Linked DNA regions of Homo sapiens: region 1 is linked to region 2. Evidence: chromatin loops called from intact Hi-C (ENCODE). Cell type or tissue: OCI-LY7. All regions are shown on one strand. Each heading gives the region's core, and the rest is flanking DNA. Links, peaks and the distances in the headings are about the cores only. Region 1 has its middle 26 kb from the start of CMAS. Region 2 holds the start of LOC124902895 (a long non-coding RNA gene).

What was found. Hi-C counts contacts between places; a loop is a spot of excess contacts. Peaks named below come from ENCODE experiments on the same cell type or tissue, not always from the same donor. Only the 100,000 strongest peaks of a DNase experiment are listed, where the experiment ranks them.
Region 1: it touches region 2 in a loop (4-fold over the local background); 3 of 110 quality-filtered maps call a loop at or near these places.

The regions. Positions count from the first base shown.
Region 1 is chr12:22,014,439-22,025,557 of GRCh38, forward strand. No RefSeq gene overlaps it. Among named protein-coding and RNA genes, the nearest start is that of CMAS, 26 kb to the right of the region's middle. In OCI-LY7, for the core only: CTCF peaks have their summits at 4,645 (motif pointing left) and 4,852; no DNase peak of the experiment used is centred there.
Region 2 is chr12:21,244,114-21,255,232 of GRCh38, forward strand. It overlaps LOC124902895 (a long non-coding RNA gene), which reads right to left and starts at 6,450. Exons shown (of 2, transcript XR_007063239.1): 1 at 6,365-6,450. RefSeq lists an enhancer at 5,447-5,947. In OCI-LY7, for the core only: CTCF peaks have their summits at 4,789 and 4,988; no DNase peak of the experiment used is centred there.

The sequences.
Region 1 (11,119 bases), core at 3,346-5,845, 770 kb after region 2:
TCAATGGTTTTACGTTTTTTTGGCACTTGGTCCTGAGCCAAATTGAAAAATAGCTCCTCTCCCACTGAGGATTATTCTAAGGCTTTAGTGTCTCCTTTGTGTTGTGAGAACCACAACCCAGGATGTTTCCCTTGTTGGGAAATGGGGAGAGTGGACGTGCAGACCTGAGCGCTGTGGCCTGGTCATTAACACTCACCAGCTGTGTCAAGACATGTGATCTCAAAATAAAAGTCATGCAGAACATCCTCAAGCCTCAAAAGTCACTCGACTAACACTGGGGCATGAGAGAGAAAAGAACTTTCTGAGACTCTGAGTTATAGCTTAAGTGCCAAGGGAACACTTTCCCTGGTGGTATTTCCACAAAACGGGTATGGGGAGAATCTGGGCTCCGTTTGATCATTAGCCGTCTCCAGAAAGCAGGGGTGGGGAGCAGATGTGTGAGTTAGGCGACTTCATTTCATTTCAAAACAACAGATGACCCTTGCATGCACTTTACTTATGTTTTGCCCTTTGAGTCATTATCATCCGGAGGCTGGGACCGGAAGCAGAATCTACTTCAGACAGAAGAACTTTGTTCTATTTTTTTTTTCCCATCCAAGTTTAGGAGAGGAGATAGATAGGTTAATTTTTTATGGGAATCAACCCAAAATCTAGCTTGGCTGCCAGAGTGGTCAGAATAATCAAATTGACTATGTCCCGGTCAGGTTGATTTTATTACATAGATTACTTTGCTTTGTCCTTAATGATGGAACTAAAGAGTTGAATGTACAGTAAGACTTGAAAAACACTATCTTCAGTTATCCAGATATAGAGTATGAAGGGACCTAACATCAGTGTTTCTTTTTAATCTATCTCTTATCTAAATCAAAATAAAATAAAATAAAATTGATCCTGGACCAAGGTTGAAATTGGAGGTGGGTCTAGAAGTTGATTGAGGTCTCTCTGGGCTATAAATGTTCATAAATCACCGGTTTGTCTATCTGATTTTTTATTACCTGTACTTGGCCTTGGCACAACAAATACATTCTGTTAAAGATTTAAATATATTTCCTCTTAAAGAATAGTGAGGCAGAATCATGTCATTAATGACCATGAGCTTAGGAAACAAAACTGGATTTGAATCCCAACTGTGCTCCCAAGTAGTATGTGACGGTGGCCAAGTAATTATATGTTCCCAAGCCAAAACCTCCAAGTCAGGAGAATTAGGGCAATACCTACATCCCAGAGTTGCAAGGAGTAAATGATAATATGTATGTGAAAGACTTGTATGTTAATAGCCTGATTAATGTCAATTTCCTTTCTTACTGGGCAATCTAGATATTCAATATATTAAATATTTCTCAAACCTTAGACACTTTCTTATTATACCTTAAACTGTGTGAATTATATTTTTAACTAGGCCAGCTGTATAATATTTTGAAATTTCATTCTAGTTAAGTCCACCACTGGTTCAATCAGCTTTAAAGGAAAAAACAACTATTATATCAGTGAATCATCCTTAAAAATCCAAGTGATCATTTCTAAATTAACAATCTAAGCAATCTTTAGAGACCCTGAATACTGAAAATGTATGGTGCACTATCTTCCCAGCATTCATTCATTTATTCATCATTTAATAAGTATTTATTGATTACCTACAATATTTATTGATTACCTACAATTAGGCATTGTCCTAATCACTAACAGAGGAGTGATTCAAAAAGACAATCTCTGTTCATATGAAGCTTATATTTTAGTGCAGAAAATAATAAATATAATAAGCCATTATATAATTCCTATATTAGTTATAAATGTATCTATATTATTTCTAAAATATATTTATATTTTTATATACTATATAAAAATGATATATACATTATACCAAAGATGATATATTATTTGGAGAAAATAGAGAGTAGGGTAAGAGAGATGGGATGCTGGGGCCAGTGACAAAGTTTGAAACTGTAAGTAGTAACTTCACTATACCCCTCAATGTGAGAGGAGAAGAGAACAAGGAGGGGAGAGAGCAAGCCACAGAAAGAGTAAGAGGATGGCCATGCACAGTGGCTCACGCCTGTAATCCCAGCCCTTTGGGATGCCAAGGCGGGCAGATCACCTGAGGTCAGGAGGTCGAGATCAGCCTGGCCAACATGGTAAAACGCCGTTTCTACTAAAAATACAAAAATTAGCCAGGCGTGGTGGCCTGTAATCCCAGCTACTCGGGAGGCTGAGGCAGGAGGATCACTTGAACCTGGGAGGCAGAGGTTGCAGTGCCTAAGATTGTACCACTGCACTCCAGCCTGGGCAACAGAGTGAGTGAGACTCTATCAAAAATAAAATAAATAAATAAGAATAAGAGGAAAGCCTTTCAGGTAAAGGAGACACTTCGTACAAAGGCCCTGAGATAGGAGTGCACCTGCCGTGTTTGTGGAACAATAAGAGAGGCCAGTATAGTTTAAGTGGATGAAATGGAGTGAGAGAGGGGAAGAGCAGTAAGAGATGAGCTTAAAGAGGTAATGAGGACTAGGTCATGTTAGACCTTAGAGTATATTCCAAGGACTTTGATTTTTATTCTGCATGAAAAGTGGAGTCACTACAGAATTTTGAGCAAGGATGAAATAAACTGACTTCCATTTTGAGAGCAACTCTGGCTGCTGTGTTGAAAGTGGATTGTAAGGCAGTCAGGATGGAGGTTGAGAGGCTAGTTGGAGGGCTAGTGCAATGACTCAAGTGAAATGTGATAATTGATTGGATGGTAGGAACAGTGGAGATAGTGAGAAGTGGTCAGATTCTGGGTATATGTGGAAGGTACAGTCAACAGGACTTCCTGGCAGGTTGAAAATAAGAGTCAAGAATGCTTTCAATGGTTTTGGCCTGAGCAATGGAAAATATATGTAGTTAACATTACCTGAGCTGAATAAGACTGAGGTGGAGGAGGTTTGGTGGTGGGGAAAAAAATCTGGGCACATTTAATTTGAGATGTTAATTAGGTATCCAAGTAGAATTGCCAAGTAGGCAGTTGAATTTATGTCTGGAATTCAGAGAGGAGGTCTAGGCTAGAGATATACATTTGGGAATCTTCGCCATAAGAATGATGGTACACAGAGGCTACCATAACACATCTCATGATTTTGTGGAACTTAAATGTGACTTGATTTGCAATCAGATTCTCCTTAAAATACTGTAATAGCTCCTTTCACACAACTGAAGCTTTTGAACTCCACTTAAAATATGAAAATTTTACTTATATTTAAAACCATAAATCTGGATGATATCAGTGAGGCAATGAGTATGGATAAGAAAAAAGTTGATCAAGAACCGATCTCTGGGGCATTCAACATTAGAAGATTCAGGGGAAGTCAAAAAAGCAAAGAAAACAGAGAAGGACCAGTCAGTGATGTAGAATGAATACTAGAAGGGTGTGGTGTCCTAAAAGCTAAGGGAGGAAAAAAAAGATGTTTTCAGGAGAAAAGAGTAGGGCCGGGAGCAATGGCTCACACCTGTAATCCCAGCACTTTGGGGGGCCGAGGCAGGTGGATCACTTGAGGTCAGCAGTTCAAGACCAGCTTGGCCAACATGGTGAAACCCTGTCTTTACTAAAAATACAAAAAATTAGCCAAGTGTGGTGGCGGGCACCTGTAGTCCCAGCTACTGGAGAGGAAGAGGTGGAAGGATCACTTGGGCCTGGGAGGCGGAGGTTGCAGTGAGCCAAGATCGTGCCACTGCATTCCAGTCTGGAAAATAGAGACTGTCACAAAAAAAAAAAAAAAAAAAAAAAAAGAGTAATCTGCTGTGTGTGAAATACTGTTGATATGTCAAACATCATGAGGCCTGAGAATTGAAAACTGGATTTAGCAACATGGAGGTCAGTGGTAACGTTTTTTTAAAGCACCATTAAAAATTCAAAGTAAAAAAAAAATCATAATAAATATTAAGAAGACCAACAAAATTCTAATTTTGACATTAAATCTACTTTGTTTTTCTTTCTTTCTTTCTTTTTTTGAGACCGTCTCACTCTATCACCTAGGCTGGAGTAAGTGACATCATCATGACTAGCGATTGAGCTCCTAGGCTCCTAGGGACTACAGACACATGTCACCACACCTGACTAATTTATTTATTTTTATTTTTTTGTAGAGATTGGATCCCATTATGTTTCCCAGGCTGGTCTCGGACTTCTGACCTCAAGCTATCCTCCTGCCTTGGCCTCCCAAACTGCATAGCTTATGGGCATGTGCCACCATGCCTGGCCTGATTTCCTTTTAAAAAATCAGTATTTAAAAATTGAGGGAAAGGTAGCTCATTTGTCAGTGCCTAAGGAATATACTCAGTCTTTATTTTGGATAATGTAATACTGAAATGATTGACTCATTAAAATTATTCACTATACTAAATTAAACAATAATTTGGTATTGGAGTATCAGTAACATAATATTTTTCTACTGTCTCACAGACAGACACGCACACACCCTTAATAGCTATAACTGAAAGTATTTCAAATAAATTTTGGATATACATTCTAAATATATCAGAAATATATTTCTAGGCATTAGACAATGGTCCATTTTCCGAACAACATTAAGCGCAACAACTTCAAGTATTAAATACAAATTACGTGTCGGAGTTTATTATAAATTAATTTGGTCTCTAATGAATGCATACTTATAGTGCCACCTACTGTCTGGTAGTAAAATTATAACATCAATCATCCATACAGGTGAATTAAGATAAAGAAATAAAATACATAATCCTCTTATTATCAGTAATCTCTTTTTGGAAATCAGACATTCTGTGCGACAACACTAACTTAGAGAACATATCACATTATTTCAATGAGGAAAAAGTATAACATATTACTTATCAACCTGCAACTCCTACCAATTTTATAAAATATATGAAAGCCCACTAAAGCATACACACACACACACACACACACACACACACACACACAACGAATCATTACGTTAGGATGTAAATGCTTAAAACATTACTTTTTGATTACCAATTACGATAGTTTTTAGTAAACAGCGGTTTCGTAGTGTGTGGTAACATTTGTTGACCATTGACATATATTCCAAAAGTCTACCAGTGATTGCAATTTTATTTGTGATGTTACTTTAGGCATTTTCCCTAATCATTTTTTTAAATATTTATATCTACTATAATGCTATAGAGTTACCTGTAGGGTCTATCATTATACTTAAAAATGTAAGGTAGAAAACATTGGCCATAATCTATCATTTATTTAAGAAAAAGGGGAAAATATTATAATATACAGTGACCTTTGAGCAGCATGTGTTTGAACCGCAGGAATCCACTTAATGCATGGATTTTCTCTTCCCCTGCCATTTCTGAGATAGCAAAACCAGCCCTTTCTCTTCCTGTTCCTCCTCAGTCTACTCAACATAAAGACAATGAGGATTAAGACCTTTCTGCTGATCCACTTTCACTTAATAAACAGTAAATGTATTTTCTCTTCCTTATGATTTTCTTTCACATTTCCTTTTCTCTTGCTTACTTTTTTGTAAGAATACAATATACAATATATAGAATATACAAAATATGTGTTAATCAACCATCTGTGTTCTTGATGGTTTAAGGCTTCTGGTCAACAGTAGGCTATTAGTAATTAAGTTTTGAAGGAGACAAAAATTATGCTTGGATTTCTCACTGCATGGGGGATCTGCATTCCTAACCCCCACATTGTGCAAGGGTCAATTATCTATATATAGTTATATAAATACATAAGTATATATAGTTATATGTGTGTTAAGTGGTATCCCATAGAAGGATAAGGAGACTCGAGCAGAGAAAAAAAAAATTGAAACAAGGCTTCCTTAAATATACCTTGCTTAGTAGATTCAACTACATAATTATAAAGCACGATTAAATAGGACAAGCAATTCAATTAAATACAGTGAAAGAAATTAAAAGCTGTATGGGGTTTTAGCAATGTAAATAGAAAATATGTAAACTAGCAGAAAAAAATTGCAATAAGGAATAAATATGTTCTATGAAGTTAGGGTATGGAACACCAACAGCCATTTTTAATAGGAAATTGTTGAATAGGGGGAGTTCTGTGGGGGCCTGTGGACTTTGGCACATTGAGAAGAGTAAGGACTAAATTTCTATTAACTAATGTCTGTATGTTGCACAGACTTGTCACATCTTTGATAGACAACAACCTGACCTGGATTCAAATATTATCACCTAATTTCAGATATTCACAAGCTTTAACAAAATTTTATATTCAACATTTTCTCACCTTATGCTCCCTTTTTAAAATTCCCTTTAAAATTACACAAAGATATTTTGTTTGATAAGATGACTTTAATTTTTAAACTACTAGGATATAAACCTTTGTGTTTTCATAATACAAGGTCATTGTTTGGCTCTTTTATTTTTCTTTGGGTTTTAAGTGCTCTGCATCTACAACCAAGTTAAGTGTCATTTTACCTGTCAACATTCTAATTATTCTACAATAAGTTTACAGAATAACTGGTAAACATTAAAGATGTGAAGTTAGTAAAATATCTTTATGCAGCTGAACGCGGTGGCTCATGCCTGTAGTCCTAGCACTTTGGGAGGCTGAGGCAGACAGATCGCTTGAGGTCAGGAGTTCAAGACCAGTCTGGCCAACATGGTGAAACCCCGTCTCTACTAATAGAAAAATTAGCCAGGTATGGTGGTGCCTGTCTGTAATCCTGGCTACTCCAGAAGCTGAGGAAGGAAAATCACCTGAACCCAGGAGATGGAGGTTACAGTGAGCCAAAATCATGCTGCAGCACTCCAGCCTGGGCGACAGAGCGAGACTCTTGTCTCAAAACAAACAAACAAAAAACCTTTAGGCTTTCCTCTGTTCCTTCCTCGCCTCTATACTTGCATTTGTTTAGTCATTCAGCAAATATTTATTGAATTCCTGCTACATGCAGGCTCTGGGTGTGCAATGGTGACACATGCAGGCTCTGGGTGTGCAGTGGTGACACATGCAAGCTCTGGGTGTGCAGTGGTGAGCAAACCTTGGTGCCATGAAACGAAGTGTGAATCATAGGAATAGAAATGGCAAGGAGGAAACAAAGACAGAAAGTATATATGCAGAAGGTCTCAGCAGGTTTTCATTTTATTTTAACCAGTTATTCTTCGGCCCATAGTAATACTCCATTGTGTTAAAAAGAAAGATGAACTCTCAAATTCACTGTGTCCTCAAATTCACTTAGTAGGCAAAGAAAAAGAGGCCTTGAAGGAAGAGGGCCAGAGAGAGAAAAGGGTAGTGATGAGAGAGAAATAAAACCACCTGTAGTATCTGATAGCATAAATTTTCCTGTCCCATCCCATCAATATCTGTTAAAATTCCCATATCTTTGTAGGGCTTATTTCAAAAGCCCATATAATCCTTGAAGTCTTTTCTGATCCTCCAAACTTGATGTAATTTCTCTGAACTCGATGTAATTTGTTTCTCCCTTTAAACAGCCAAACTCTATTATTCGTCTTTTGGTACTTAGGTTTCTCCGCTTATCTTCTGTTAAATCTGTTTGTATAATGCCCTTCAATAATTCCTTTAGTAGAGAAACTGTCTCTTATTCACGCTAGTGTCTTCTACATAACATGAGCTTAATAAATGTTGATTTGATTGAACCTTAAAAAGTTATAATTCATCTGCCTATAAGCAAGTTACTCAAATCAAACTGACTTGTTTACCACCTATTGTCATCACACAGCTTGGAATGTAAACGTCCTCATTTCAAAACTGTGTACACTCACACACATATATACATGTATGGTCACATATATTTATAAAATTATATATTTGTATTTATTTAGTGAAATGTTTCAGTCTATATGCTATTCTATTGCATTTCCTAAGGGATCTCTTTAAATTTGAAAGGTTACTTCTTCAGCACTTCCAAACTGATCTCTTTTAAATAAATAAAATCATTTTCCAGGTTACTGAGCTATTTTTCATCTTCAATTCGTAACCTTTTATATGAAAGTAAAAGTTATGATAAAAATTCTTTGTTCATTTGAAACCTCATAGGATATAACCCCCCAACACTGTGTGAGGTCTACAAAAGAGTATTTGTGATTGAAAGATCAAATCAAAAGGAGACAACAAAGGTAAAAGTAACATTTACGCAATTTTGTTTACTTAGCAAAGTGAACAATGTTACAAAATCTGTCATGTCATTCAGGAATTGAGCATAATGCAATAATGACGTTTTGTAGTCATCTCCGGGGAAGGCTTCTTTCCAAATTTTCTGAAAATAAAATGCCTATGAATTAATTTAACACAGACCCAAAAGAAAGTAGCAGGTTACAATGTAGGTAGCCAGAGAAACAGTCCAGGCTATTAGAAGAACCATTAAGATGCTTAGTGCTAGAACCCAAAAGGTTCAAAATAGATTTAGAATAAGAATCATGGCGACTAAGGTACCAGACATATAAAATATGACACCAGAACAAATGCTTCCTACAGGTACTCCTTTGATTCACCTCTATAGTGGAGACAAACATCTACTCAAGCAATAGTTTTTGTTAGGATTTTTAATCTTCATTAAAAGATTATTACAAATAACTGATAAGAGTAGTTTAGCATGTAGGTAGTAAATTAAGGCAAAATAGTAGCATGATTGTTAATTTTATTTGTCAATATAATGGGGCTAAGTGGTGCTCAAACAGCTGGTAAAATATTATCTGTGTGTCTGTGAGGATACTTCTGGGATAATCTGAATCAGCAGACTGAGTAAAGATCACCCTTAGCAATGTGGGGGTTATCCTCCAATCCATTGAGGGCCTGAATACAACATAAAGTTGGACCAGATCAAGTTTATTGATATGGGCCCACTAAGCAGATTCTGCATTTAATGTTGCAGCTACAGAAATCTGTATAAGTAATGAGGAGCCAAGTGTTAATCGCCAAGAAAGTGGGGAAAATGTCTCCAGGGCATGTCACAGATCTTTGCAGCTGCCCCTCCCATTGCAGGCCTGGAGGCCAAGAAGGAAAAAAATGGTTTTATTGGCCCCCTTGCTGTGTGCAGCATAGAGACTTAGTGCCCTGCATCCTAGCCACTCTAGCCATGGCTAAAAGGGATCAAGGTACAGCTTGGGCCATGGCTTCAGAGGGTGCAAGCCCCAAACCTTGGCAGCTTCCATGTGGTATTAAGCCTGTAGGTGCACAGAAGTCAAGAATTGGGATTTGGGAACCTCTGCCAAGATTTCAGAGGATGTATGGAAATGCCTGGATGTCCAGGCAGAAGTTTGCTGCAGGGGTGGGGCCCTCATGGAGAACCTCTGATAGGGGAGGGCAGAAGAGAAATGTGGAGTGGGCACCCCCACACAGAGTCCCCACTGGGGCACTGCCTAATAGAGCTGTGAAAAGAGGGCCACTGTCCTCCAGATCCTAGTATGGTAGATCTGCCAACAGCTTGCACTGTGTGCCTGGAAAAGCAGCAGACACTCAATGCCAGCCCATGAAAGCAGCCAGGAGGGAGGTTGCATTCTGCAAAGCCATGGGAGGTGCTGCCCAAGACCACGGGAACCCACATCTTGCAGCAATGTGACCTGGATGTGAGACATGGAGTCAAAGGAGATCATTTTGGAGCTTTAAGATTTGACTGCCTTGCTGGATTTCAGACTTACATGGGGCCTGTTGTTCCTTTGTTTTGGCCAGTTTCTCCCATTTGGAACAGCTGTATTTATGCCTGTACCTCCATTGTACCTAGGAAGTAACTAACTTGCTTTTGATTTTACAGGCTTATAGGTGGAAAGGACTTGCCTTGTCTAAGATGAGACTTTGGGCTGTGAACTTTGAGTTAATACTGAAATGAGTTAAGACATTGGGGGACTGTTGGGAAGGCATGATTGGTTTTTAAATGTGAGGATATGAGATTTGTGAGGGGCCAAGGATGGAATGATGTGGTCTGGCTCTGTCCCCACCTAAATCTCATCTTTAATTGTAGCTTCCAGAATTCCCACATGTTGTGGGAGGGACCTGGTGGGAGATAATTGAATCATGGGGGCAGTTTCCCCATACTGTTCTAGTGGTAGTGAATAAGTCTCATGAGATCTGATGATTTTATAAGGGGAAACCTCTTTCACTAGGATCTCATTCTGTCTCTTGCCTGCCAGCATGTTAGACGTGACTTTTGCCTCCCACCATGATTGTGAGGCATCCTCAGCCACGTGGAATTGTGAGTCCATTAAACCTCTTTTTCTTTATAAATTACCCAGTCTCAGGTATGTCCTGATCAGCAGCATAAAAGTGCACTAATATAGCCAGGCAGGTCTTGAACTCCTGACTTCAAGTAATCTGCCCACCTCTGCCTCCCAATGTCCTGAGATTACAGGCATGAGCCACCATGCCTGGCTATGTGATGGTTAATTTTATGCGTTAACTGGGCTAAGGAATGCTCAGATAGCTTGTAAAACATTATTCCTGGGCTTGTCTGTGAAAGCATTTCTAGAAAAGATTAGAATTTGAATCAATAGACTGAATAAAGATCACCCTCACTAATGTGGGTGGGCATCATCTAATTTTTTAGGGCCTACAAACAGAACAAAAAAGCAGAAGCAGGGTTAATTTTCCCTCTGCTTCAGCTGGGACATCCTCTTTTCAGACATCAGTGCTCCTGGGACTTAAACTATTGGCTCCATTCTCAGGCCTTTGTGTTTGGACAGAGACAAAATCACAGGTTTTTCAGGGTCTCCAGCTTACAGATATCAGATGGACTTTTCAGACTCCATAGTAATATAGGCCAATTCCTCATAATAAGTATTTTTCTATTTCTTATGGTAGCAATATTTATAATAGTAAAGACATGGAAACAAAACAAATGTTCATGAAGAGTTCACTGGACAGAGAAAATGTAGTATACACTGCAATGGAATGTTAATCAGCCTTTTTAAAAAAGGAGGGAATCCTACCATTTGTGACATCACAGAAAAACCTAGAGGTTATTACACTACATGAAATAAGCCAGTCACAAAAAGACAAATGCTCATGATTTCACTTATATAGGGTACCTGAAATAATCAAACTCATAAAAGCAAAGAATAAGTGGTGATTGCCAGGGGGTGGGGAAAGGGAAAATGGGAAATTATTTTCAATAGGTATAAAGGTACAAAGTTGTAATAGGTATAAAGT
Region 2 (11,119 bases), core at 3,391-5,890:
CAGACTTAATCTCTACTATAGTCCAAATGAATCTAATAGATATTCACAGAAAATTTCATCCCAGAGCTGCAGGATACATTATTTTTCTCAACACATGAATTATTCTCAAGGGTAGACCATATGTTAAGTCATAAAACAAATCTTAAAACATTGAAAGAACATGAAATAATGTCAAGCATCTTCTCTGGACAAAATAAAATAACTAGAAATCAATAACAATGGAAATTTTGGAAACAATACAAATTACATGGAAATTAAACAATATGCTCCTGTATGACCAGTGGGCTTTGAAGGAATTAAAAATAATCTTGAAAAAACTCTTAAACAAATGGTAATGGAAACACAGCATACCAAAATCTATGGGATAGAGGAAAAGCAGTACTAACAGGGAAGTTTATAGTTATAAGTGCCTACGCCACAGGAGAAAAAACTTCAAAGAAACTATCTAACAATGCATCTTAAACAACTAGAAAAACAAGAGTAAACTACACCCAAAATTAGAAGAAAAAAGATAATAAAGGTCAGAGCAGAAATTAATAAAATTGAAATTATAAAAAACTATACAAAAGATAAAAAGTTAATTTTTTGAAAAGTTAAAATTGACAGATGTTCAGACAGACTAAGAGTAAAAAAGAATATCTAAATAAATATAATCAGAAATGAAAAAATATATTAAAACTGATACTGCAGGAATTCCAAGGATCATTATTTGCTACTATGAGCAACTATATGCCAATAAATTGGAAAATTTAGAAGAAATGGACAAATTCCTAGATACATACAAACTACCAAGACTGAACCAAGAAGAAATCCAAAAACTGAACAGGGCAAAAACAAGTAACAAGATCAAAGCCATAACAAAAAGGCTCCCAGTAAAGAAAAGTGCAGGATCCAATGGTTTAACGGCTGAATTCTACCAAATGTTTAAAGAAGAATTAATAGCAATCGTATTCAAATTATTTCATGTAATAGAAGAGAAGAAAATACTTCCAAGCTCACTCTACAAAGCTAGTATTACTGATGTCAAAAATGAGACAAAGACATATCAAAAACAAAAACTGCAGGCCAATATCTCTGATAAATATCAATGCAAAAATTCTCAATTAAATACTAGAACACCAAATTCAACAATAGATTTGAAATAGCCATTTATTATGACCAAGTAGAATGTATCCCTGGGATGTAAGGATGTTTAAACATACACAAATCAATCAATGTATTACATCATATCAACAGAATAAAGGATAAAAAGCATATGATTATTTCACTTGATAATTAAAAAGCATTTGGTAATATTAAACATTTCTTTTATGATTAAAAGCTCTGAAAAAAAGCTTGTTATAGAAGGAACATACTTCAACATAATAAAAGGCATATACAACAGACCCACAGCTAGTATCATACTGAATGGGGAAAACCTGAAAGTCTCTTTTCCTGAGATCTGGAACACAACAAGAACACCCACTTTCCCTTACTGTTGTTCAACATAATAATGGAAGTCCTAGCTAGAGCAATTAAACAAAAGAAAGATATAAAGAACATCCAAATTGGAAAGAAAAAAAGTCAAATTTTACTTGTTTGCAGATAACAAAATCCTATATTTTAAAAAACTTAAAGACTCCACAAGAAAATTGTTAAAAGTGATAAACAAATTCAGTAAAGTTATAGGATAACAAATCAACATATAAAAAATCACTAACATTTCCATATGTCAACAGTAAACAATGTGAAAAAAATTTAAAAAGTAATACCACTTAAAATAGCCACACATATATATAAATAAAATACTAGGAATAACTTAACCATAACAGTAAAAGATCTGTGTACCGAAAAATATAAAATACTGATGAAAGAAATTGAAGTGGATACCAAATAAAGATATTCCATGTTAATGGATTAAAAGAATCAATATTGTTAAATATTTATGCTGCTCAAAGCAATATACACATCCAATGCAATCTCTGTCAAAATCTCAACAATGTTCTTCACAGACATAGAAAAAACAACCCTATAATTTATCTGAAACCACAAAAGACTCAGAAGAGCCAAAGCCATCCTGAGCAAAAAGAACAAACTGGAGAAATCACATTACTTGACTTCAAATTATATTATAGAATGTAGCAGGCAAAACAGCAGGGCACTGGCATAACAATAGGCACATACACAAATGGAATATAAAACAGAATTCAAAAACAAATCTGCACACCTACAGTGAATTGATTTTGACAAAGATGCCAAGAACATACACTGCGGAAAAGACAGTCTCTTCAGGAATTAGGAAAACTAGATATCTATATGCAGAAGAATGAAACTAGATCCCTATTTCTCACAATATCAACTAACTAAAATCAAATCAAAATGAATTAAAGACTTAAATCTATGACATCAAACTATGAAACTTTTTATTTCATGACATGTCATGCAACTTTTTGTAGTTTCATAGTTTGAGGTTCGTAATTTCATAGTTTTGTAGATTCGTAGATTTAAAGTTTCCAGAACATTTGTCTGGGCAAAAATTTCTTGAGAAACACCACACAAGCACAGGTAACCAAAGTAATAGGGGACAAATGAGATCACATCAAGTTAAAAAGCTTCTGCACAGCAAAGGATATAATCAACAAAGCAAAAAGACAATCCACAGAATGGCAGAAAAATATTTGCAAACTACCCACTGACAAAAGATTAATAATCAGAATATATAAAGAGCTCAAACAACTGTAAGAAAAAGTGTAATAATCCAATCCAAAAATGGGCAAAATTTCTGAATAGACATTTCTCAAAAGAAGACATGAAAATGGAAAAGAGACATATGAAAAGGTGTTCAACATCATTGATCATCAGAGAAATGCAAATCAGAATTACAATATTATCTCACCCCAGTTAAAATGGCTTAAATCCAAAAGACAGGCAATAGCAAATGCAGGTGACGATGTGGAGTAAAGGGAACACTTGTACACTATTGGTGAGAAAGTAAATTAGTACCATCACTATGGAGAACAGTTTAGAGGTTCCTCAAAAAATTAAAAATTGAGCTACCATATGATCCAGCAATCTCACTGCTAGGTGTATACCCAAAAGAGTGGAAATCAGTACATCTAAGAGATATCTCCACTTTTATGTTTGTTGTGGCACTGTTTACAATAGCTAAGATTTGAAAGCAAACTAAGTATCCATCAACAGATAATGAATAAAGAAAATGTGGTACATGTACACAATGGATTACTATTTAGCCATAAACAAATGAGATTCAGTAATATGCAACAACATGGATGGAACTGGAGATTATTGTGTTATGTGAAATAGGCCAAGCATAGAAAGAGATATATCACATGTTCTTATTTATTTGTGGTATCTAAAAATCAAAACAGTCGGACACAGACAGTAGACGAATGTTTACCAGAGGCTGGGAAAGGTAGTGGGAGTAGGGGGTGGATGGGGATGGTTAATGAATACAAACAAAAACAGAAAGAATAAATAAGAACTAATATTTTATAGCACAACAGGATGATTATAGTCAATAATAACTTAATTTTACATTTTAAAACAATCGAAAGAGTGTAATTGGATTATTTATAAACCAAAGGACAAACGTTTGAGGGAATAAATAAAACATTCTCCATGATGTGCTTATTTTACATTGCATGCCTGTATCAAAATATTTCATATACCCCATTAATATATATGTCTACTATGTAACCACGAATAAAATAAAATAATTAAAAACAACACAATCTCATTGATTAAAAGTGTCTAAATAATCCTAAGAAGGAAATAATCTCAAATTTTGCCTGGTCCTGAGAATATTTACATGAGACTCAACTCCTTGGAAAGAATGTCCAAAATTCCTATTGAAAAAAATTGACAATAATGACTCTGTGAGTGGAAGTGAGAGAGCCACAAGCACAAAACAGACTGATGGAATAGAACTTGCATCTTCCCATTCCCATTACAGTTGAAATTATTCATTGAAATAACATACTTCAAGTATTAGTGTAATTGCTTTTCTATGAATAAATATCTGACACTACGTAATTTATGAAGAAAAGAGGTTTAATCGGCTCATGGTTCTGCAGACTTTACAGAAAGCATGATAGTGGCGTCTGCTCCTAATGAGGCCTCAGGAAGCTTACAATCATGGTGGAAGGTGACAGAAGAAGCCTGCATGTCACACGGTGAGAGCAGGTGCAAAAGGGAGAGAAGAGGGGAAATCCCATTCTTTTAAGCAACCAGATCTGATGTAAACTAACTGTGTGAGAATTCACTGATTACTAAGTGATGGTGCTAATCTATTTATGACGGATCAAATTCCATGATCTAATCACCTCCAACCAGTCCCTACCTGCAACATTGAAAATCACATTGTTACAGTCTCGCCAATGCACCACAATGTAGCAGTCTCTTGTTGCCTAAGGTAGTACCCAGGAGTTCTTTGTCTCACGACCAGGAAAGTTAAGGAGTGCAGACACCAAGGGTGATGTTGGAGTGCAAGCTTAATAAGCTAAAGCAGAAGGCCCTCCACTGTGGAGAGGGGGCCTGGAAGAGTGTTGCCATTTTTACAGTTGAATGCAAAGGCTTTTATTAAAAAAACAAATGAGGGGTGGGCATCTTATTTGCATAAGGCATAACTTGATGGTAGCTCCACTCCATCCTTTTAGCGTGTATGTGGGCCCTTAGCTTGAGTTGCTCCATCCCAAATCTTGGGATCTTGCTGTTCACAGAGATGTGGGTATCATGTAAGCTTATGACTAACAAAATGTTAATCTTAAATAGTCCTAAAGAGGGCAGTGTTTTAAAACTTTTAAAAATTTACATTTCAATGATCTGGGTCAGCTGTGAAATGACTTAGAGTTTTTGTCCATCTTTTGCAAACAGTAAGACAAGCATTCCCTATCTATACTGCCTATTGATAGGTTTTTATTAGATCTAACTGAAAATCATCTCAAGAAACAGCAGGTCCTGATGGCTTATTGTCATTAGTGAGAACAACAGAGTATCAATTTAAATTACATCTGTTGTATTAAGAATATATCCTTTAGTAATTAAATGAAATAGCACATTTAGCTTCACAGGGTGCTTTAGTGATGAATTCATCCTGTGAGAGTTCTATCAAAATACAGAGCTGCTCAATATCACATGTAAAGCAGGAGTCACATTACAATGATAAACATCTTACATGATAACGATGCATGGGTGTGTGCATGTGAGTGGGCATTTGAGTATTAGCATGAGGAGAATAGTGTGAGTGTACATCCATGTGAATGTAGAAGTGAGTGTGTGATTGTTATTGTATATGTATGTTACTATATCACACACATCCATCATTTCCACTGAATTGTTGAAGATTTTAAGCCAACTTTTAGGAAAATACTATCCCTACCTGCAAGTCCCCCAGTTCTCCTGCATGCTAACCTTTTCCCTGGGTAAAAATAGAAGTTGATAACAAATGTGAGCTTGCCTCTTGTGTGTGTAGTTTGCAGACAGGGTACAACCACCACTGAAAATCAATTACAATGACAAATACATGTCAGGCACTTATCAGAGAACACAACCAGGAATGAACTGCAACCTCTCCCTTCCCAAAATCTCCCTTAGATAAGTTAACTTCCCCTTCCTGATGATTTCCTCTTGACAATCTCCTTATGAAAGAATCTTCTTCCTTAAATAGCAGACATGGCTTCACTGTCCTCAGTGCCCTCTACCGGGCTAACAAATTGTTACTGTCCTTTGCAAAAGCACAGCTAAAAGAGTTTCCTTTTTTTTTTTTTTGGTCTTCTAAAAAATAACTATATGTTTAACTTTTATTATATTAAGGTTAACTTAATTTTTTGCCCCTTTTAGTCTTTTTTTTTTTTTTTTTTTTTTTTGAGACGGAGTCTCGCTCTGTCGCCCAGGCTGGAGTGCAGTGGTGGGATCTCGGCTCACTGCAAGCTCTGCCTCCTGGGTTCACACCATTCTCCTGCCTCAGCCTCCCAAGTAGCTGGGACTACAGGCGCCCACCACCATGCCCGGCTAACTTTTTGTATTTTGTTTAGTAGAAACGGGGTTTCACCGTGTTAGCCAGGATAGTCTCGATCTCCTGACCTCGCGATCTGCCCGTCTCGGCCTCCCAAAGTGCTGGGATTACAGGCGTGAGCCACTGCGCCCAGCCACCCCTTTTAATCTTATAAGTGTTCTTGAATACTTTTGAGAACCTTAATAAATGGTAACTCTCCTACAATCTTTAAAGGGAAACTACGTGTAAATAAAATTGAGGTTTACAGTGCTAGTTCATTGTGTTGAAGATTTTCATAACATATGAGATGAATATTATTATCCTCACTTAGCAAACAAGGAAACTGAGGCTAAGAAAGGTTAAATGACTTACTTCTTCTAGTCACTCAGTTGAGAGGAAGCATCATTTATCTCTTTACGCTGAAGAACATGACTAGAATAGCATCTCCTGGGAGGTGCTTAGTAACTGTTGAATGATGCCAGCTACTTAGCTCTGAAAAAAATACAGTCATCAAACAGTTCAAGGGGAAAAACACCTTTTCATCAGTTACTTCAATATTTCAGTAAAAATGGAATTTTAAATCTTGGTCATCTCCCCTACCCCAAACCATCTCCTCCACTACTGCACTATAATTTCATTTCACTTGGTAGGTGTTATACCAGGGATGGTAGCGACCTTCATTGACCACAGAAAAACAAAATTGTGGAAATAGCTTTCTAAATGCAAGAGTGAGTGAATTTCTAAGCAAGGATATAAATGTGTTCCTGGCCGGGCGCGGTGGCTCATACCTGTAATCCCAGCACTTTCGGAGGCCGAGGTGGGCAGATCACCTGAGGTCAGGAGTTTGAGACCAGCCTGGTTAACATGGTGAAACCCCCTTTCTACTAAAAATACAAAAAAAATGACCGGGTGTGGTGGCTCGTGCCTGTAATCCCAGCTACTCGGGAGGCTGCGGCAGGAGAATTGCTTGAACCCGGAAGGCGGAGGTTGTAGTGAGCCAAGATGGCGCCATTGCACTCCAGCTTGGGCAACAAGAGCGAAATTCAGTCTCAAAATAAATAAATAAATGTGTTCCTTACCTTTAAGATGGCAGTAATACACTAGACACTAGAATACAGAAAACGTTTGTGACTCCTCTGGATATATTGTGTAATTTATGAATCATATTAGTAAGCTTTTACATTAACATTGATAACAGAAATAAGGTGGCAAAAAGAGGTCTGCTGAGATCTACCCTGAGAACAAATATCTGGTCTTTTCATATGAGCTATTGGGACTGAAGAGACCATACAAAATCAGTGTTTTTAATGGACATAAGAAAGTCTGTTCTAAACTTACAGATAAGATTTTCATAAGGAAATGTGAAAATATTCATTCAACTGTCTTGAAATCATAATGCGTTCAATAAAGAAAGAAGTAATAATTGTTATTATTATCATTCTAGTGTTTGCCTTTTAAAACAACTGATAATATAACTTTATGTAATGTGGGCCATTCACTTGAAGGATTGTATTCTATCATGAAGATTAAGGATACTGAGAAATGTTTTGATGCTTAGTTTAATATTTTAATGATGTTTAATGTTTCTTTGACTTTGTATTATTTCAGGATTGTTCAACCTTAATTGAAATCACTTGCAGTGGGTTTCCATTCAATGGTAATACGATCACTAGGTATGATGAATACATAGAATATAAATTTAAGATATAAATATTCATATCAAAGAATAAAGACCAAATGTAATTAATTTTCAATTATGGGAAAGTTAAAAAAGGAATAAGTAAGGTCCATTATTTTTTGCAATCAATGAAAATAAGAAGAGACAGAGGAAAAGTGTTACCTAAAAGAGCATTTTAATTGTTATTTCTAGTTCAAATCTATCTGTTAAGAATAAGGAATTATCATATTTTTATTACAGTCTCACTAACCGAGTCTCTCTCTCTCCTATTCTATGTTAAGAATAAGGAATTATCGTATTTTGGTTACAGTCTAAACCACCGAAAGACAGGTGGTTCTCAAAGTTTCCTTCTTTCAGAAAGTTAAGAATATTTACCCCAGGTAGGCAGAGTGGAGGACCTTCCTTCTAAACTGAAACATTATTTAGGGAAGGCCTAAAGCAGCTTGGGAGGCCTGGGAATCTGGCCAGGCTAAGGTTGTGCAAAACGACAGGAGCTAACATTAACTGTGCCACTTCCCACTGCCTGGTCCTGTAAGGCTGGGCAGCTAAGCTTTAGCAGCAGTTAATGCAAAAAGGAATGAGAACTCAGACTCTAGAACTGGGGATTTTTGATTAAGAGAGGGTTCTGAATAAAGGAAAGCTAAGGAATCGTGTTTCGCTTGGCAAAGAGTAAGAATGTAGACTCCAGAGGCTAAAGGCTTGTTTATAAATATTTAAAGGTGATGAGAAAAATATTTAGGATATTACTATTTTTCTTGTTGCCATTTACCATTTTTAGCACACTGGTGCCTGTTATTGTTAAGTAATATCTAGTCTAATCTTTGTGATTGCACCTTTGTAAGAACGGTAAATGTTATGTGCTTATTCCTGGGAAGTAGAAAAAGGGCATCATTCATCTAGGGATTGGTGCAGAGGACTGATCCTGGCAACCTTTGATAGCAGAAGGAAAAGAAAATGGGAGGGGTTGATTTCTGGAACCTTTGCAAGTAAAGGAAAAAAGTATAACTCTGTGATGGCCAAATTACAAAGGATAAGTTGTCCGAGAAGTATATTTGATGAGAAGGTCACAAATCCTCAAAGGTTAGAAACAAAAAAAAGAAAGAAAGAAACATAAAGGGAATAGGAGGGAGGAGATGGAGATGCTGCAGTGTTCCATTGGTTCTCTTCCTTGTATTCTCTTTTCTGTGTCTCTAATCTAATCTAATCCAGCTTCTGTGTATCCTGGCAGTTCTCTACCTCCATATTCAATGGAAATACCTCACTCCTAGCAGCTGGGCCACAGAAGCTGAATATAGAATCTGGGTAGTTAGCACTCTTTCTGATATGTGGAAATAATAGTAGGAGCAATATTTTTAGCAATATAAAATAGAAAAAAATGAATTTTACCATTCTAATTATGAGCATCCTATTTTGATGTGCTCAGTATATGGCAGAACGGACTCTAAATGCTTCTACGGGAAAAATACACAGAGCACCAAACTTCCAATTCACAAATAATTGTCTTGAATACAATATATGTGTAAATTGTGGAAGGCCTATAGTGTATTAAACTGAAAAAGTTATTTATAAAATGGGTTATGAGAAGTTTTTAAATTGAAGTAATAAATTGTTGGCATATATTTTTCAGTTTTTAAGGATGGCTGTGATTTTTTGATAACTGCAAATTTCTCACCCATTTTCTTAGTACCAGTTTTCTTTATATTCACTGGCCTCAATTCATTGTCATTCTAAGATTTCTCACTCTCAGAAAATTAAAACCATTAAAAGTAAATGGAATTAGTAAAATTGTGATATAAGCAGAGCGATACTCCATCTCAAAAAAAATTGTGATATATGGATCACTATGATTTTTAGGTGACAAAATAAAAGTATTCATCACAACACAAAAAAAAACCAAAATAGTCATGAATACTTCAGTGACACCATCTGAAGGACAGCTCTCCACTGTCATGTCCCTAAAATTTTGGTTAAGATTACCTATGCTAGGCTGGGTGCCGTGACTCACGCCTGTAATCCCAGCACTTTGAGGGGCCAAAGTGGGTGAATCGCCTGAAGTTAGGAGTTCAAGACCCTTCCTATCCATGAGCATGGAAATGTTCTTGCATTTGTTTGTGTTCTCTTTTATTTCGTCGAGCAGTGGTTTGTAGTTCTCCTTGAAGAGGTCCTTCGCATCCCTTGTAAGTTGGATTCCTAGGTATTTTATTCTCTTTGTAGCAATTGTGAATGGGAGTTCACTCATGATTTGGCTCTCTGTTTGTCTGTTATTTGTGTATAGGAATGCTTGTGATTTTTGCATATTGATTTTGTATCCTGAGACTTTGCTAAAGTTGCTTATCAGCTTAAGGAGATTTTGAGCTGAGACAATGGGGTTTTCTAAATGTACAATCATGTCATCTGCAAACAGAGACAATTTGACTTCCTGTTTTCCTAATTTAATACTTTTATTTCTTTCTCTTGCCTGATTGCCCTGGCCAGAACTTCCAACACTATGCTGAATAGGAGTGGTAAGAGGGGGCATCCCTGTCTTGTGCCAGTTTTCAAAGGGAATGCTTCCAGTTTTTGCCCATTCAGTATGATATTGGCTGTGGGTTTGTCATAAATAGCTCTTATTATTTTGAGATATGTTCCATCATTACCTAGTTTATTGAGAATTTTTAGCATGAAAGGCTGTTGAATTTTGTCAAAGGCCTTTTCTGCATCTGTTGAGATAATCATGTGGTTTTTGTTGTTGGATCTGTTTATGTGATGGATTTCATTTATTGATTTGCATATGTTGAACCAGCCTTGCATCCCAGGGATGAAGCTGACTTGGTCGTGGTAGATAAGCTTTTTGATGTGCTTCGGGATTTCGTTTGCCAGTATTTTATTGAGGATTTTCGCATCGATGTTCATCAGGGATATTGGCCTAAAATTCTCTTTTTTTGTTGTGTCTCTGCCAGGCTTTGGTATTAGGATAATGCTGGCCTCATAAAATAAGTTAGGGAAGAATCTCTCTTTTTCTATTGATCGGAATAGTTTCAGAAGGAATGGTACCAGCTCCTCTTTGTACCTCTGGTAGAATTAGGCTGTGAATCTGTCTGGTCTGGACTTTTTTTGGTTGGTAGGCTATTAATTATTGCCTCAATTTCAGAGCCTGTTATTGGTCTATTCAGATATCCAACTTCTTCCTGCTTTAGTCTTGAGACAGTGTATGTGTCCAGGAATTTATATATCTCTTCTAGATTTCCTAGTTTATTTGTGTAGAGGTGTTTATATTCTCTGATGGTGGTTTGTATTTCTGTGCAATCGGTGGTGATATCCCCTTTATCATTTTTTATTACATCTATTTGATTCTTCTTCTCTACTAGTTGGAAGAGTTTAAATACCTTGAATAATCTGTTGTATTTGTATTTCTAAAGAAAAAAGAATCTTATGCTTAATTTAATAACAATAACAATTTAATAAACAAT